Regions from separate parts of the Homo sapiens genome. Here region 1 is linked to region 2. Evidence: chromatin contacts called from ENCODE Hi-C or POLR2A ChIA-PET data. All regions are on one chromosome and are shown on one strand. Each heading gives the region's core, a stretch centred on a gene start or an enhancer-like site at or near the end of the contact. The rest is flanking DNA. Distances are from core to core; before and after follow the strand shown. Region 1 holds the start of GALM (galactose mutarotase). Region 2 has its middle 18 kb from the start of ATL2.

What was found. A loop is a pair of places that touch in the nucleus more often than their neighbours do. ChIA-PET counts read pairs that join two places held with the same protein, here RNA polymerase II (POLR2A). Pooled maps may share reads with other maps.
Region 1: a pooled map shows a loop between it and region 2 (2.3-fold over the local background). The contact joins the promoter of GALM here to the enhancer-like site in region 2. A Hi-C loop is called at or near these places in 1 of 50 pooled maps. POLR2A ChIA-PET finds 5 or more read pairs at or near these places in 5 of 52 experiments (CD8-positive, alpha-beta memory T cell, HEK293, OCI-LY7 and 2 more).

What each region holds. Positions count from the first base shown.
Region 1 is chr2:38,664,073-38,667,954 of GRCh38, forward strand. GALM (galactose mutarotase) reads left to right here and starts at 2,042. Exons shown (of 7, transcript NM_138801.3): 1 at 2,042-2,279. The coding sequence starts at 2,090. RefSeq lists enhancers at 1,794-2,306, 2,307-2,819.
Region 2 is chr2:38,392,925-38,396,656 of GRCh38, forward strand. No RefSeq gene overlaps it. Among named protein-coding and RNA genes, the nearest start is that of ATL2, 18 kb to the left of the region's middle. RefSeq lists a silencer at 1,969-2,169. Within about 2 kb of position 2,072, at least 4 of the 41 ENCODE cell types and tissues checked have a DNase peak (open chromatin) inside an H3K27ac peak, as active enhancers do.

The DNA.
Region 1 (3,882 bases), core at 792-3,291, 270 kb after region 2:
GCACATAGGAGTGCCTGTCGGTTATTGTATGAGTGTGATGCAGTCTATAATTTGACTTGTTTGGGTCTTTTTATTATTATACGTTGAGCTTCACTGAAGCCTGTTGCAAGCTTTTTTATTTTTCCTTTGCTATCAGAATTCTTCTGCTTCATGATGGAGAATTGAGGCTTTATGGCAAGAATGCTAAATATACCTTAAATTACAGACAGAAGAAGCTGAGAGATAGTTATTATGTTTTATTAGCATCTGATTCCAGGCACATAATCCCAATTCTCATAATTTCCTAATCAAAGATGCATTTCATTTCTGCACTCACCCCAGTCTAGTTGGATACCCTCTGAAGTACCCAGGAACCAAGCCAAGAGCAGTATCAAGAAAAGATAGATGATTATGCAGATGGCTTGAGTAAAACTTGTCTTTAGGCTCCCAGCATCCTCCCACTTCCTAGGCTCAGTACTCCTCTAAAGTTGCCAGACTTAGCAAGGAAGTACATAGGTGCCTGTATGTTATCTCATTAAGGCCCTTAATAGCTTTATCTTAATCCTTCTGCCATCAGAGCCTATTTTTTTGGGGAAAAAAATTCAGATTACTCATCAAGCCTTAGAGCAATATTTCTCTAAATCTGGTCCCAGATAATCTGCAGAAGAATAACTTGGGAACATGAAAAATGCAGATTCCTGAGTTTCACCCTAGACTTCCAGAATTAGAAATTCCAGAGGTGGGGACTGGGAATATGCATTTTAAATGTCCTCAGCAAATTCTGAGACACAATCAAGCAAGACAATTATTTAATAACCTTAGTGTCTTTCCTCTCCAACTGTACATACCTGAAGACTCCATCCTACTTGTAGAAAAGGAGATAACAAAGGTTCAGTACCTGGCATTTACAAGGACCTCAATCAATACTTGTTCCCTGAATCCCTTCTTAAAGGAACTGTGGACTTCAGGAGCCAGAAGACACCAGAGGTCCCTTTCCAGTCCCTTGAAGTAAAATAAGTCTGAGGCTGTCTCTAATCACCTCCGCACACCGAGGGCCTAATCCATCTACCTGACCCTGTCTGGTCCAAGCTCCTCGAGGCTGGCACAGCTTTGGCCGTCAGGAGAGCCTTCTGGGCAGTGGCTCTAACAGAACCATGTCCAGGACTTCATCCGTGGGACAAAAAGAGTGAATCTTCAGTAAGTCTGTGTGCAGAGAAGCCTGAGATGATTTACCTCATTTCTAAGCTACTACTGTACTTTGTTGTTGTTGTTGTTGTTGTTTTGAGACGGAGTCTCGCTCTGTCACTCAGGCTGGAGTGCAGTGGCGTGATCTCGGCTCACTGCAAGCTCCGCCTCACGGGTTCACGCCATTCTCCTGCCTCAGCCTCCCGAGTAGCTGGGACTACAGGCCCCCACCACCACTCCCAGCTAATTTTTTTTTTTTTTTTTTTTTTTTTTTTTTTTTGTATTTTTAGTAGAGGCGGGGTTTCACCGTGTTAGCCAGGAAGGTCTCAATCTCCTGACCTCGTGATCCGCCTGCCTCGGTCTCCCAAAGTGCTGGGATTACAGGCGTGAGCCACCGAGCCGGCCAACTACTGCTGTACTTCTTACCCCCTGTATCAAAGAGTTAAAATCTAATTTTTTCCCAAGATCGGTCTCACTGTAAGTCTGCTATCTGTATTTTCCCATTCTTCGTCTGATAGCCACCGACATTAATGACCAGCTCATTACATGTTGAGGTGTGGGGAGATGGGGGTAGAACCCCGTCAACCCAGGATTCGAGTTTAGAAAGACTACAAGCCCCAAAATGCAATTTCACCTCCCAAAAACTACCATTCCCAACATGCAATGCAACCAGGACGAGCCAAGGAAAAAAAGTACAAGTGTGGCTGCAAAGTTTGCCCCTCTTGTTACCCTCAGGCAAATGATTGATTTAGAAAGGCCCCAGGGGCTATTTTTTGCAGGAACGGTCACTCCCTAAATCCAGGCAGGGAAAGGGAGGAGTCTGAGCCGAGTCACGCCCCTTCTCCTGTAAACTTGGGTCGCCTCTAGCTTAGCGAGCGCTGGAGTTTGAAGAGCGGGCAGTGGCTGCACACGCCAAACTTTCCCTATGGCTTCGGTGACCAGGGCCGTGTTTGGAGAGCTGCCCTCGGGAGGAGGGACAGTGGAGAAGTTCCAGCTGCAGTCAGACCTCTTGAGAGTGGACATCATCTCCTGGGGCTGCACGATCACAGCCCTAGAGGTCAAAGACAGGCAGGGGAGAGCCTCGGACGTGGTGCTTGGCTTCGCCGAGTTGGAAGGTGGGTTGAACTGTGCCCTGGGCTGCGAGCAGGCCCCAGGCCCACGCTACATACCTCCCGGATCTAGCGGGCCACTTGCAATGCGAGGGACCAAGGGGGAAAGTCGCCTAGCTTGGGACCGTCTGACTTGCAAGCGCATGCATCATAGAGGGCCGTGTGGCCATCCAGCATTTGGGAAAAACTGTAATAAATAAACTATGGCAGTTGGCCTCTGGTTATCCGTTCAGGCTTTGCCCCAGTTAACGTAAAAGGTCAGCTGATGGTATGATACACTTCAGCGATCCTGGAGCGATCTTTGAACTGCCTAATCTTTGAACTGCCTGATACCTGGAGAAGGCTGGAGAGGAAAGAGCAGGCAAGAGGGGGTGTGGCTCCCACTTCTTCCCTTCTGAAGAAGGAAATTCAAATACTTGCCTCTTCTACTTCCTTCTTCCTTGATCAGATTCTCTTTGAGGCCTGGTTGTCTCAGAAATGCTCCACTAAGCTCAGTGGTTGCCTAGTACACCAGCTACCCAATAACCATTTAGGAACAAAATAGAGAAGACCAACTCAGTGTCTTCTCAGAGATCAGGTCTCCTACCAACTAGGATGGACTTTTATCCCAGAATCCATGGGCAATTAGGATCAGGCATTAATTAATACATTTGACAACTCTATTAATCCGATGACCTCATTAAACAGGACAGACAAGGTCCCCACTCTTGCGGTTTGGCTGGGGAGATAGACTTTAACTCAGTAATTGCATAAATAAAGAATGACAATTGCAGCTTGATTGCAGCAAAGGAAAATGTACATCATGCTCTCTTAGCACCATGGTGTAACTAGACAGAAAATGAGGTGTGAAATAAAGCTGGCAAAGGGAAACTGAGAGTTAATACTCTCTGCTCAGTGGTTGGGGCGTAGACAAATTCTGCTGGAGAGGAGGTTTGAGGTTTTCCTTTTGGTGTGTCATTCTGTCTGTTTGGTTCTTCCGATACGTAAGATATGTAACTTGGCTCATGGTTACATGTTGGCCAGACCAGCCTGGCCAGCATGGTGAAACCCTGTCTCTACTAAAAATACAAAAAAATTAGCTGAGCATGGTGGCACGTGCCTGTAATCCCAGCTAGTCAGGAGGCTGAGGCAGGAGAATAGCTTGAACCCAGGAGGCGGAGGTTGCAGTGAGCCAAGATTGCGCCACTGCACTCCAGCGTGGGTGGCAGAGCGAAACTCTATCTTAAAAAACAGAGAGCAAATTTCAATTCCTCAGGGAAAAAAACAAAACTCAGCTTTCTGTTGAACACCACCATGCCCGGCTAATTTTTTTGTGTTTTTGGTAGAGATGGGGTTTCACCATGTTGGCCAGGCTGCTGGCGGGCACCTGTAATCCCAGCTACTTGGGAGGCTGAGGCAGGAGAATCACTTGAATCTGGGAGGCGGAAGTTGCAGTGAGCCGAGATTGCGCCACTGCACTCCAGCCTGGGCGACAGAGTGAGACCCCATCTCAAAAAAATAAAAATATACTCTAACCTTTCCCTCTGCCTTTCTGTGTAACAGCTGACCATAAAGAAATTAAGACCCTCATTCCAGAGGGGTCCTGCCCCATACCCGGAGGAAGAAATGC
Region 2 (3,732 bases), core at 822-3,321:
AAAAGAGTCTACTTTCTGCCTTGAATCTCTTCTTATTAGAAGGAAAATTTCCCAGAAGCCCCCTTAGACTTTTCCTCAGTCTCTTGTGTACTCACAAGTGAAATACATGTCCACTCCTAAACGAATTTCTGGCAAGGAAAATGGACTCACCATGATTAGTTTGATGTAATCAAGGTCCACACTGCTCTGGGCTGGAACCAGTTTTCCCTGAAACATATTAAGTGGCCTGATACCTGAACAAAATTGGGATATTGTTAGCAGGAAGAAGGGTAGAATGGCTGATGGAAGGGCAGCCCGTAATGTCTGGCATTGATGAGAACACTGGGCATGACTTCTAAGCACACTCTGACCTACCATCTCCTCTTTTTCTCCTATAATCCACTTGTCACGAGGTAAATGCCCCTTTCACTTGGGTATAACTAAAGTAATGAAGGCCTTTATACAACAGGAACCCCCGAGAACCCGTCAAGAATTCTACAGTTCCCAGAGAAATTAATGTGAGCTACATGTGGTTTATATTGAAACAAGCCACCAATTGAGAAGCTTAAGTTACACCATGGATGGTGAGAAAGGACCTTCCAGTTATCACTAAGCATCAGGCATGTGCTGTCCTTGTTCTTCCCTTGACCTGGGTTGTGTACAGAGTTCCTGGGTTTCAGCGATGCCTTGCTGCATGGTTGAAAATCCTGTTTATCTTATTGTCACATGCATCCTTATAATATAGCCCCCCATAAATTGAAGTGACTTGAATAAATGTTGGGTTTTTCCCCTCAGAAAATCAATTTAGCCAGGAGACAGGATTGGGAGACTGAATGAAACCTGAAGCTTCGTTTTGTTTGATGCTCATATAGTTGGCTTACAAAGTGATTTTTTTAATTTTTAAATTAATTACAAACAATTAAAATCAGAAAATTACACACATTTTTAAAAGTGTGACCCATCTCTACAAAAAAATTAAAAATTACCTGGGTGTAGTGGTACATGGCTATAGTCCTAGCTACCTGGGAGGCTGAGGGTGGGTGGATTGCTAAGCCCAGGATGTCAACACTGCAGTGAGCCATCATCGTGCCACTGCATTTTAGCCTAGGCAACAAACCAAGACACTGCCTCAAAAAAAAAAAAAAAAAAAAAGTAGATTTCTGGTTTAAAAAACTATCTGAAGATCTGACCACCGGAGCCAGTCTACTTATATAGTGACCACTGTCTGAAGCTGACTAGTGGGTCCCCCTTTGATCAGAAATAGATTCTCCAACTTGCCACAGACTCCATTTCACACTTGTGCTATCTGCCTGGCCCATCTCAAGCATTTGAACTCATGGCCCCTGGCTACCTAATCAAAAATGCCCATGGAGTTACCTAATGGACCTAACTCAAGAGTCATAGCCAGTATAGTAACCAAAACAGCACGGTAGCAGTACCAAAACAGACACATAGACCAATGGAACAGAATAGAAAGCCCAGAAATAATGCCACACTCCTACAACCATCTGATCTTTGACAGAGTTGACAAAAACAAGCAATGGGGAAAGGACTCCCTATTCAATAAACGGTTCCAGGATAACTGGCTAGCTATATGTGGAAGATTGAAACTGGACCCCTTCCTTACACCATATATAAAAATCAACTCAAGACCAATTAAAGATTTAAACATAAAACCTAAAACCATAAAAACCTTGGAAGATAACCTAGGAAATACCATTCTGGACATAGGACTGGGCAAAGATTTCATGACAAAAATGCCAAAAACAACTGCAACAAAAACAAAAATTCATAAATGGAACCTAATTGAACTAAAGTTTCCACACAGCAAAAGAAACTATCAACAGAGTAGTAAACAGACAACCTACAGAATGGGAGAAACTATTTGCAAACTATACTCGTGACAAAGGTCTAATAACCAGAATCTATAAGGAACTTAAATTTACAAGCAAAAAACAAACAACTCCATTAAAAAGTGAGCACAGGACAAGAACAGACACTTTTCAAAAAAAGACATACATGTGGCCAACAAGCCACAAAATGCTCAACGTTACTAATCACTAGAGAAATGCAAATCAAAACCACAATGAGATACCATCTCACACCAGTCACAATGGGTATCATTAAAAAGTCAAAAAATGCAGCCATAAAAAGAATGAGATCATGTCCTTCGCAGGGACATGAATGAAGCCGGAGGCCATTATCCTTAGTGAACTAACACTGGAACAGAAACCAAGTCCTGCGTGTTCTCACTTATAAATGGGAGCTAAACATCAAGTACACATGGACACAAAGAAGGGAACAACAGACACTCAGGCCGACTTGAGGATGGATGGTGGGAAGAGGATGGTGGGAAAAACTACCTATCTGGCACTATGCTTATTACCTGGATGATGAAATAATCTGTAGACCAAACCCCAGTGACATGCAATTAACCTATATAACAAACCTGCTCATGTAACCCTGAACCTAAAGTAAGAGTTAAAAAAAACAAAAACAAAAACGCAAGTTGGCCAGGCTTGGTGGCTCATGCTTGCAATCCCAGCACTTTGGGAAGCCGAGGAGGGTGGATCAGTTGAGGCCAGGAGTTAGAGGCTAGCCTAGGCAACATGGTGAAAATCCCATCTCTACTAACAATACAAATATTAACTGGCTGGGTGCGGTGGTTCACGTCTGTAATCCCAGCACTTTGGGATGCCAAGGCGGGAGGATCAGCTAAGGTCAAGAGTTTTGACACCAGCCTGACCAATACAGTGAAACCCCATCTCTATTACAAGTACAAAAATTAGCCAGGTGTGGTGGCAGGCACCTGTAGTCCCAGTTACTCAGGAGGCTGAGACAAGAGAATTGCTTGAACCCGGGAGGTGGAGGTTGCAGTGAGCCACTATCATGCCACTGCACTCCAGCCTGGGCAACAGAGCGGGACTCCAACTCAAAAAAAAAAAAAAATCGCCATATGTGGTGACACACACCTGTAATCCCAGCTACTTGGGAGGCTGAGGCAGGAGAATTGCTTGAACCCAGGAGGCAGAGGTTGCAGTGAGCCAAGATCACACCACTGCACTCCAACCTGGGCAACAGAGCGAGATTCTGTCTCCAAAAAAAAAAAAAAAAGTTATAGCCAGTTCAGAGAATGAAAAGCAAATACATTGATGAGGGATTTCAGGAGATCAGAGACATGAGTCCCATCTCCAAAGAAAAAAACACCCTGAACCTCACAGCCCTCCTCCCTCTCCCCACAAACCTTGGGAAGCTGGCCAACCCTGATAGCAGAAGAGTAGAGAATAAAACATCCCCTTGTTTCTAGTGTACAACAGTCACTGAGTCATGGGAAGCCCCGGAGCGCTAGATCTGATTACCTGCTGATCATGATTTCAGCTTGCAGAACAAGCCTGTTCCCATTAGTGACAGTATACAATTACTAGCTGACATGCTTACAGGGATCTTACCACAATATTCTTTTCAGGAATGTATTTCTTCTACCATCCTCTACCCACAGACACACACACATCCTATTTTGATATGCCTGTCCCAAATGGATTCTGAAAACTGGTTCAGATAGACTCTGTTTTATTAGCTCTCTCTATATGTTTCTCAAGGTCCAATTTTCTTCCTTCTTTAATCCCCATGTCATGATTATGACCATTAAAAACCATCTTTTTTTTTTTTTTTTTTTTTTGAGGTGGAGTCTTGCTCTGTTGCCCAGGCTGGAGTGCAGTGGCACGATCTCAGCTCACTGCAACCTCCACCTCC